2 separate regions of the Homo sapiens genome follow, and region 2 is linked to region 1. The links are chromatin contacts, found by Hi-C or POLR2A ChIA-PET in ENCODE. All regions are on one chromosome and are shown on one strand. Each heading gives the region's core, a stretch centred on a gene start or an enhancer-like site at or near the end of the contact. The rest is flanking DNA. Distances are from core to core; before and after follow the strand shown. Region 1 holds the start of MARCKSL1 (MARCKS like 1). Region 2 holds the start of EIF3I (eukaryotic translation initiation factor 3 subunit I).

Region 1 (3,826 bases), core at 684-3,183:
TCATCCCCGCCAGGCAGTGCCTGGGGATCAGAAGCCTTAGGTTCTGCTCTTAACCTCTGACCCCAACCCGTGCAAGACTCACACACCCTCCGTCCCTCTGAGCCCAGCCAGCTGGTGCGGGCAGCGCCTGGCAGCATTGTGGGTTCCCTATTGTGGCTGAGACAGAGAGCAGGTCATGACATCCTTCCCTTAGTGGCAAGCTGTGGAGAAGTCACGGTACTTTCAGTGAGCTGCAGTGGGGGCACAGTGCCTCTCCCCGTCCCAAAGCTAGCCCTTGCCTCCCACTCTGACCAGGCAGCCCCAGATCTCAACAGAAAATTCTGCCAGGGGATTCCTTACAGCCCTTGGCCCATGTTATCAAACCTCTCCAAGCCTTTTCTCACCCTCAGCTACTGGTAGCTGCTGTGTGCCCTTGGGCATGTCACTTTCTCTTCCTGAACCTCAGGGTCCCAGTCTGTGAAATGGGGCGGGGGTGGGGGGCAAGTGAAGCTGAGATAGCTGAGGGTATTCTGTAGTCTCAGGGTGGGGGTGGGGATGGAGGATACAGGAGTGAGTGCAGAATGCAGAAGCCACCTCAGCCCTCCCCGCCCCTCTGTGGTCAGATCTCTGGGGAGTTCCCAATTTCTCAGGCCCTGGGGTGTCTCCACACTTCACAGCCTCAGGCCTCCCAGGAGGCTTCACCGTAGGAGGGAGGGGAGGGACTTGCTGAGCTGGCTGGGACACAGCCTTGCATTTGCAACACTTTGCTTCCTTCCAGCCCCCATCCCTTTCCTCCTGGGGGCTGAGGGCTGGCAGCCGGACACAGACATCCGGGGCCGGCCAGGATTCTGGGGTTCCCACCAGCCTATCCAGGCCAGCAGAAGGAGAGGTGGCAGAGGACCAAAGCTAGGGAGTCTCCAGCCCGGAGCACCTCCGGGCTCCCTTGCTCTCAGGCAGGGTGGGAAGCTGGGCTGGGCAGCTTTGAGGGCTGTCCTCAAGGGGCTGTCCCTTGAAGGGACCCTTGGTAGCATCCTATCCCTCCCCTTCAGAAACTGGGGTGTTTTGAGGTTTGTTGAGTCCCCAGCTGGGGTTCCTCTGCCGGCCTGGGGCACCCTGATGTAGGGGAGCAGAGTTGTGTGTGGAGGTAAAGAGGAAGGACCAGAGCCAAGTCAGACAGGTTGTCAATGCCTCTGAGCCTTGGCCTTTCAATGGGGATGGAGATGCCCTTCAAGGTCACAAAGTCCCCCACGTGGGACTTTGCAGTGGGTCCAGGCTGAGGGCAGGAGGGGCTCAAGGCGAATCTGTCTGTCCCCACTCAGAATGACTGGCCACCAAGGGACTGAAAGGAGGAATGAGGGAAAGGCCTCACTAGTCCGACCAGAGTGACCCCGAGGCAAGGCAGAGCCCTCCGCTCCCCGGCTGGCCATGGCAGGCAGGCAGGGACGTGGGTGGGACCTCTGACCGCTCTCCAGGCCGGAGCGGGTGCCGAGCCCAGCGCAGGGGCCCTGCAGCTTCTATGACCACATTTCTAGAGTATAATTCAGGACCAGCCATCTGACGAGCCTGGTCGTGTGAGCCCTTCGAAGGGTTCAAGCGGGAGACTGCCAGCGGCTGCAGGACCAAGGCGTTGGGGGCCGCTCCAGGCTGCGGGGGCGCCCACCGGAGAGGTGGAGCGGAGAGGATGGAATGACTGCCCGTCTCCTTCCTCCAGGCCCCCCGCCCCGCCCCGCCCAGCTCGCGGGAGGACTGGCCTCGCTCCTGCCCACACCGGACTCTACCTGCCCCTGGGATTCGGGTGGGGTGGGGGGTACCCGACCGCCAGCGTCGCCTGCTGCGCAAGTGGGGCCTGCGAGCCAACCCCGCCTCCGCCCCTCGATTGGGCGCGCATTTAAATGTCCGGCCCCGCCCCGAGCTCCGGGCGCTTATATATAGGCAGCTCGGCGGGCGGCGGGCGGCATTCTGGCGCGGAGCGGAGCGGCGGCGGGCGCAGCTAGCGGGTCGGCCGCGGAGCGGAGGTGCAGCTCGGCTTCCCCCGGCACCCCTCCCCCTCGGGCGCCAGCCCCACCCCTCCGCCGGCCGGGCCGACCCCGCCGTACTATCCCCTGCGGCGCGAGCCCGGGGCGGCTCCAAGCGCCCCCCAGCAGACCCCCATCATGGGCAGCCAGAGCTCCAAGGCTCCCCGGGGCGACGTGACCGCCGAGGAGGCAGCAGGCGCTTCCCCCGCGAAGGCCAACGGCCAGGTGGGTACGCTTGGCCCGGCCGGCCCCAGCCCCTCCTCTCGCACCTCGCCCCTTCTAGGGCCCGGGGCCGGGGCCGGGGCCGCGCGCTTTGTCCGGCCCGGGACACGCGGCGCCCCCTCCCCCGCCCGGTCCCTTTGTTCTCGGCGCCGCAGCCCCCGCGGGCGAAGCGAGGGGAGGGGCGGGGAGGGGGCGCCGGCCGGGCCCTGCCGCCTTCTTTGTTCGCGGCCCCGGTCCCCGGCGCTGCCCCCCGGCCGCCCCGAGTGCCGCGCGGGGAACAAAGGCGCTGCTGGGCCACGCCAAGGGGGCGCCCAGGGGCCGCGGAGCTGGGGCCCGGCGGGGAGCGCACTCCACCCGCCGACCCGACCTCGGTGGCCCACGGTCTTTTTTTTTTTAAGGGGGAGCCGAGATGCGGGAGAGCCTGGGGTGGGTGGGGGCCACTTACACAAAGCGGGAGGCTGGGAAAATAGGCCGTCCAGGTGCAGAGAGACAGCGCCCCGGGGCGGCTTCCCGCCCAATGTCGCCTAGAGCGGCTCGCCCGCCTGCCCGGGATCCGCACAGCAGATCCGGAGCGGTTCCGCGCGGAATAGAGAGCGCGCCCCGGGGGACGGGGGTGGGGGCCACGGGACCCCAGCGCCTCCTGCCGGTCGCGCCCTCTGCGCGCTCGCTCCCCGCGCGCCCGTGAGGGGCGAGAGGGAGGTGTTTGACGGGATCCTGGGTGTGGGTGAGGCTGAAGCCAGACTTTCGGGTTGCAGTAGAATCGAATCGAGGACCCCTTCCTCTAGAAGGGATCAGAAGCGGGCTGGGGGAGGGGGAGCCCCTGCCCTCATTGCTATTCCCTCTGCCCTGCAGGAGAATGGCCACGTGAAAAGCAATGGAGACTTATCCCCCAAGGGTGAAGGGGAGTCGCCCCCTGTGAACGGAACAGATGAGGCAGCCGGGGCCACTGGCGATGCCATCGAGCCAGCACCCCCTAGCCAGGGTGCTGAGGCCAAGGGGGAGGTCCCCCCCAAGGAGACCCCCAAGAAGAAGAAGAAATTCTCTTTCAAGAAGCCTTTCAAATTGAGCGGCCTGTCCTTCAAGAGAAATCGGAAGGAGGGTGGGGGTGATTCTTCTGCCTCCTCACCCACAGAGGAAGAGCAGGAGCAGGGGGAGATCGGTGCCTGCAGCGACGAGGGCACTGCTCAGGAAGGGAAGGCCGCAGCCACCCCTGAGAGCCAGGAACCCCAGGCCAAGGGGGCAGAGGCTAGTGCAGCCTCAGAAGAAGAGGCAGGGCCCCAGGCTACAGAGCCATCCACTCCCTCGGGGCCGGAGAGTGGCCCTACACCAGCCAGCGCTGAGCAGAATGAGTAGCTAGGTAGGGGCAGGTGGGTGATCTCTAAGCTGCAAAAACTGTGCTGTCCTTGTGAGGTCACTGCCTGGACCTGGTGCCCTGGCTGCCTTCCTGTGCCCAGAAAGGAAGGGGCTATTGCCTCCTCCCAGCCACGTTCCCTTTCCTCCTCTCCCTCCTGTGGATTCTCCCATCAGCCATCTGGTTCTCCTCTTAAGGCCAGTTGAAGATGGTCCCTTACAGCTTCCCAAGTTAGGTTAGTGATGTGAAATGCTCCTGT
Region 2 (3,826 bases), core at 1,327-3,826, 110 kb after region 1:
GCATGTCTGTAATCCCAGCTATTTGGGAGGCTGAGGCAGGAGAATCACTTGAACCTGGGAGGCGGAGGTTGCAGTAAGCCAAGATTGTGCCACTGCACTCCAGCCTGGGTGACACAGCGAGAGAATCTGTCTCAAAAAAAAAAATCAGCCAAGCATGGTGGCGTGCGCCTATAATCCCAGCTACTGGGGCTGGCTGAGACAGGAGAATCCCTTGAACCCGGGAGACAGAGGTTGCAGTGAGCCGAGATAGTGCCATTGCTCTCCAGCCTGGGTGACAGTGAGACTCTGTCTCCAAAATAAGAAAAAGAAAAAAAAAAAAAAAAAGAAAACTTAATCTATGCTTCCTCTACCATGGCGTGTATTTTCTCATCTATCTTTCTTGTCTCTTATTCCCTAGACTGGAAACTATCTATGGATTTCATCTCTATTTTCCTAGGACCTGTTTACTCAAACAGGTACACTGTAGGTCCTCAATATTTGCTAAAAAGGTGAATGAACCCAGCTTACCTGTTTCACAGTCCCAGAGACGACAGCTGTTGTCAGCTGAGCCAGTGAGGACATGCTTGGTGTCCCCTGAAGAGTTGTTAAGAAATATGACGAAGTTCACCCGAGCCCTTGTCCTCTTGGGATGCCAAGTGAATCATCTCCCTGTTCAGCCCCAAAGAGCCTTTCTACCCCTCTTACCTCCTTATCCAGAACTGGAATTTGTCCTGAATGTTTCCTCAGTCAGTGAAGAGACCAGGGAGTAGGAGGTATCGTTCTCTAGGCCCTCAACAGCACCCCCAACTCCCAACTCCCAACTCAGCCTCTCCATCGCTGACAGACCCTAGCAACACGGACTCAGACCCAAAATAAGGATACAGTCAGCGTCCACACACCACACAGCTCCGGTATGGCCCATGTAGGTGCCCAGCCTCTCACCATTCACAGAGTACCATACATTGACGATCTGGAAAAGTCAAACCACAGGATAGTACACATCCCAGTAAGAGCAATGGCTTCCTATTTTGCCCCAGGAACCCTCAGCAGCCTGTAGCAAGGCTGATTCTGCCCTCTTCTGTTTATTTCTTGGGAAACAGCAGGGAGCTGGTAAAAAGACCAACTCCTGGATTCTCCTCCCTTCCTGAAGGGAAGCAACAGAGGAGTCAGGCGGCTTGTAAAGGCATCCTCATTTGTTAGCTCCAGCTCTCCTGGGACTCCCAACGGCTCCAAAGAATAAAAGGCCAAGTTGAGCTCCAGTCCAGAAAAACAGTATCTCTGATGTCTTATCCAAGTGGGAGCAGCTGGTAGTAAGGAAGTCTGGGTTCTGGTGCCTGCTCTGCCACTGTCTCACTATATGATCTCAAATACAGTGCTTCTCTCCTCTGAACTTCAGTTTTCTCATCTTGAAAATGGCCAGGCCGGGTGTGGTGACTCATGCCTGTAATCCTAGCACTTTGGGAGGCCGAGGCAGGCGGATCACCTGAGGTCAGGAGTTCAAGACAAGCCTGTCCAACATGGTGAAACCCCATCTCTACTAAAGATACAAAAAATTAGCTGGGCATGGTGGCACGAGCCTGTAGTCCCAGCTACTAGGGAGGTTGAGGCAGGAGAATCGCTTGAACCTGGGAGGCAGAGGTTGCAGTGAGTCGAGATCGCGCCACTGCACTCCAGCCTAGGCGACAGAGCGAGACTCCGTCTCAAGAAAAAATAAAATAAAATGGCCAGGTGCCTCAAAAGGCAGTATCATGAGGGATTGTTTGGCATTGAGTAGCAGGATGGGATTGACTTAAAATGAGACTAGAGACACCCTCATTAAGTTCCCTGTGTCTGAATAACACAGCCTGCACCTATCCTGGTAGAAAGATTAGATTATCCCTAAAGGTCGCATCCCGTTCTCTGGGCAAGCTGACCCTCATCTTTATCCCCTTTCCACAGTGGTCTCTTGCTTTTCTTGGAGTGCAGTGGCACGATCTCAGCTCACCGCGCTCAAGCGATCCTCTCGTTTCAGACTCCGAAGTAGCTGAGACCACAGGCGCGAGGCCACCATGTCAGGCTAATTTTTTTGTGTGTAGAGATGGGTCTTACTACGTTGCTCAGGCTGGTCTCCAACTCCTGGGCTCAAGCGACCCTCCCACCTCGGCCTCTCAAAGTGCTGGGATTACAGGCGTGAGCCACCGCACTCGGCCAATAGAGTTCTTCCCCACCTTTCCCGGTAGAATACTTTCGCCAACCTACCCCCGGCATGGCCTCTCCCTACTTCTCACAATGGGCTGCTCTTTGGTTCCCCGCTAACGGCAAAACTGGCGTGTCCACCCATCGTCCTGGCAGAAGGATCCCGCCCCTCCCGGACCCCCTCCAGCCAACACTCACAGGGTCCTTGGCCACAGTAAAGAGGAGGTCTCCTTCGCGGTTATACTTAATCTGCGTAATGGACCGCTCATGGCCCTGCAGTAGGATCGGCTTCTGTGGGGACAAGACAGTAACGTCAGTGCTCGGAATTGGGCCCCAGCCTCAGCCCAGGACCCCCACTGCAATACCCCTAACTCTGAAACTCACCATCCCGGCTGTGACGCGAGGAAGGCCGCAACGTGAGTAAGACCGGAAAAGGTTTCGAGGTCACTTCCGGATTATGGGTCTCCGCCCCTTCGTTCCCGGAAGTAGAAGACAGCGGCGTTGCCATGGCGGCGTCTCTGGGTAGGTAGCCGGCCCCGCCCTTCCATGGATTTCCCGACCCTCGCCTCGAATTCATTTCCTGCTCCACATCCACCCTCTAACCCCGACCCCTGCTACAACCCCAGAGGCCGGACTCCTGGATTCATCTCCCTAGCTTCCCTGGGCCTGCCTTAGCCGCCAGTCGCAGCCGAGGCGAAGAGAGCGAAGGAGGGAAGTGGGGGCGGCTAGCTGGGGCTAGAAGGCCAGGAGAGGGCGGGGTGGGCGGCCGTTTGGGGTGGGGGTCAGGGTGACTCACTCGTCTGCATTCAGGGCAGGTGTTGGCTCTGGTGCTGGTGGCCGCTCTGTGGGGTGGCACGCAGCCGCTGCTGAAGCGGGCCTCCGCCGGCCTGCAGCGGGTTCATGAGCCGACCTGGGCCCAGCAGTTGCTACAGGAGATGAAGACCCTCTTCTTGAATACTGAGGTGCGTCTCTGTGAAAGGCCCCTCTCTCGGTGGAGTTGCCGCCAAGAATTTGGTCTTTGGAGTCAAACAGGTCTGGGTCAGCCCCACCACTTACTCACTAGAAATTCTCGGAAAAGTCAGTTGTCCTTGAGCCTCAGTTTCATCATCTGTAAATGGCGATTATAATAATAACCATCTGATAGGTCAGTTGCAGGAATTAGGTGAGATACGTAGAGCACTTAGCATTAGGCCTAGAACATAGTAAGTGCTCAATCTATGGCTGCCATTATTCACATTTTATTGTGATTCCTTCAGTTACATAAGGCAACATTTGTGAGCCTTTCCAGAGGGAGGGCTTGGGGCTCAAATTGGCCCTGCAGGGGAGGAGTTCAGAGGAGGAAGGCTGGAGCTGGAGGACTTGGGGAAGGCTTCCTGGAGGGGCTGACATTGGCTTCAAGGCCTTGCAGGATGGGAACTAGCAGAGGTGAGGGAGAGGGTAGTTTGAGCAAAGGCACAGACTTCAGTCTGTTTCCCTCTTTGCCCTGGAAGGATCCTCCTTAGAGGGATTAGTGTTCTCTGGGTCCTTATAACCCTGCCTCCCTCCAAGGAAAGACATTCGCTAGGAGCTCAAAGAAGGCAGTGCTGCTCAGTCAGGCCATCACACTGACTGCAGGTTTCTCCTCTTTCCAGTACCTGATGCCCTTTCTCCTCAACCAGTGTGGATCCCTTCT

Evidence for each region. Hi-C counts contacts between places; a loop is a spot of excess contacts on that map. ChIA-PET counts read pairs that join two places held with the same protein, here RNA polymerase II (POLR2A). Pooled maps may share reads with other maps.
Region 2: a loop to region 1 is called in a map of B cell, with 14 times the contacts of the local background. The contact joins the promoter of EIF3I here to the promoter of MARCKSL1 in region 1. A Hi-C loop is called at or near these places in 20 of 168 maps with a recorded cell type or tissue (A673, B cell, CD4-positive, alpha-beta memory T cell and 15 more), 13 of 37 single-sample maps with no recorded cell type and 16 of 50 pooled maps. POLR2A ChIA-PET finds 5 or more read pairs at or near these places in 38 of 52 experiments (A549, AG04449, AG04450 and 29 more).

Annotation. Positions count from the first base shown.
Region 1 is chr1:32,334,340-32,338,165 of GRCh38, reverse strand. MARCKSL1 (MARCKS like 1) reads left to right here and starts at 1,933. Exons shown (of 2, transcript NM_023009.7): 1 at 1,933-2,219; 2 at 3,069-3,826. The coding sequence starts at 2,133. The coding sequence ends at 3,569. LOC124903949 (a long non-coding RNA gene) reads right to left here and starts at 2,789. Exons shown (of 2, transcript XR_007065661.1): 1 at 2,662-2,789. RefSeq lists silencers at 560-688, 1,622-2,151, 2,172-2,321, 2,452-2,531, 2,672-3,111 and enhancers at 1,352-1,441, 1,711-2,280.
Region 2 is chr1:32,221,157-32,224,982 of GRCh38, reverse strand. EIF3I (eukaryotic translation initiation factor 3 subunit I) reads right to left here and starts at 2,576. Exons shown (of 11, transcript NM_003757.4): 1 at 2,539-2,576; 2 at 2,353-2,445; 3 at 862-949; 4 at 508-573. The coding sequence starts at 2,541. It overlaps TMEM234 (transmembrane protein 234), which reads left to right and starts at 2,630. Exons shown (of 5, transcript NM_019118.5): 1 at 2,630-2,676; 2 at 2,965-3,116; 3 at 3,786-3,826. The coding sequence starts at 2,661. RefSeq lists enhancers at 2,248-2,881, 2,158-3,357.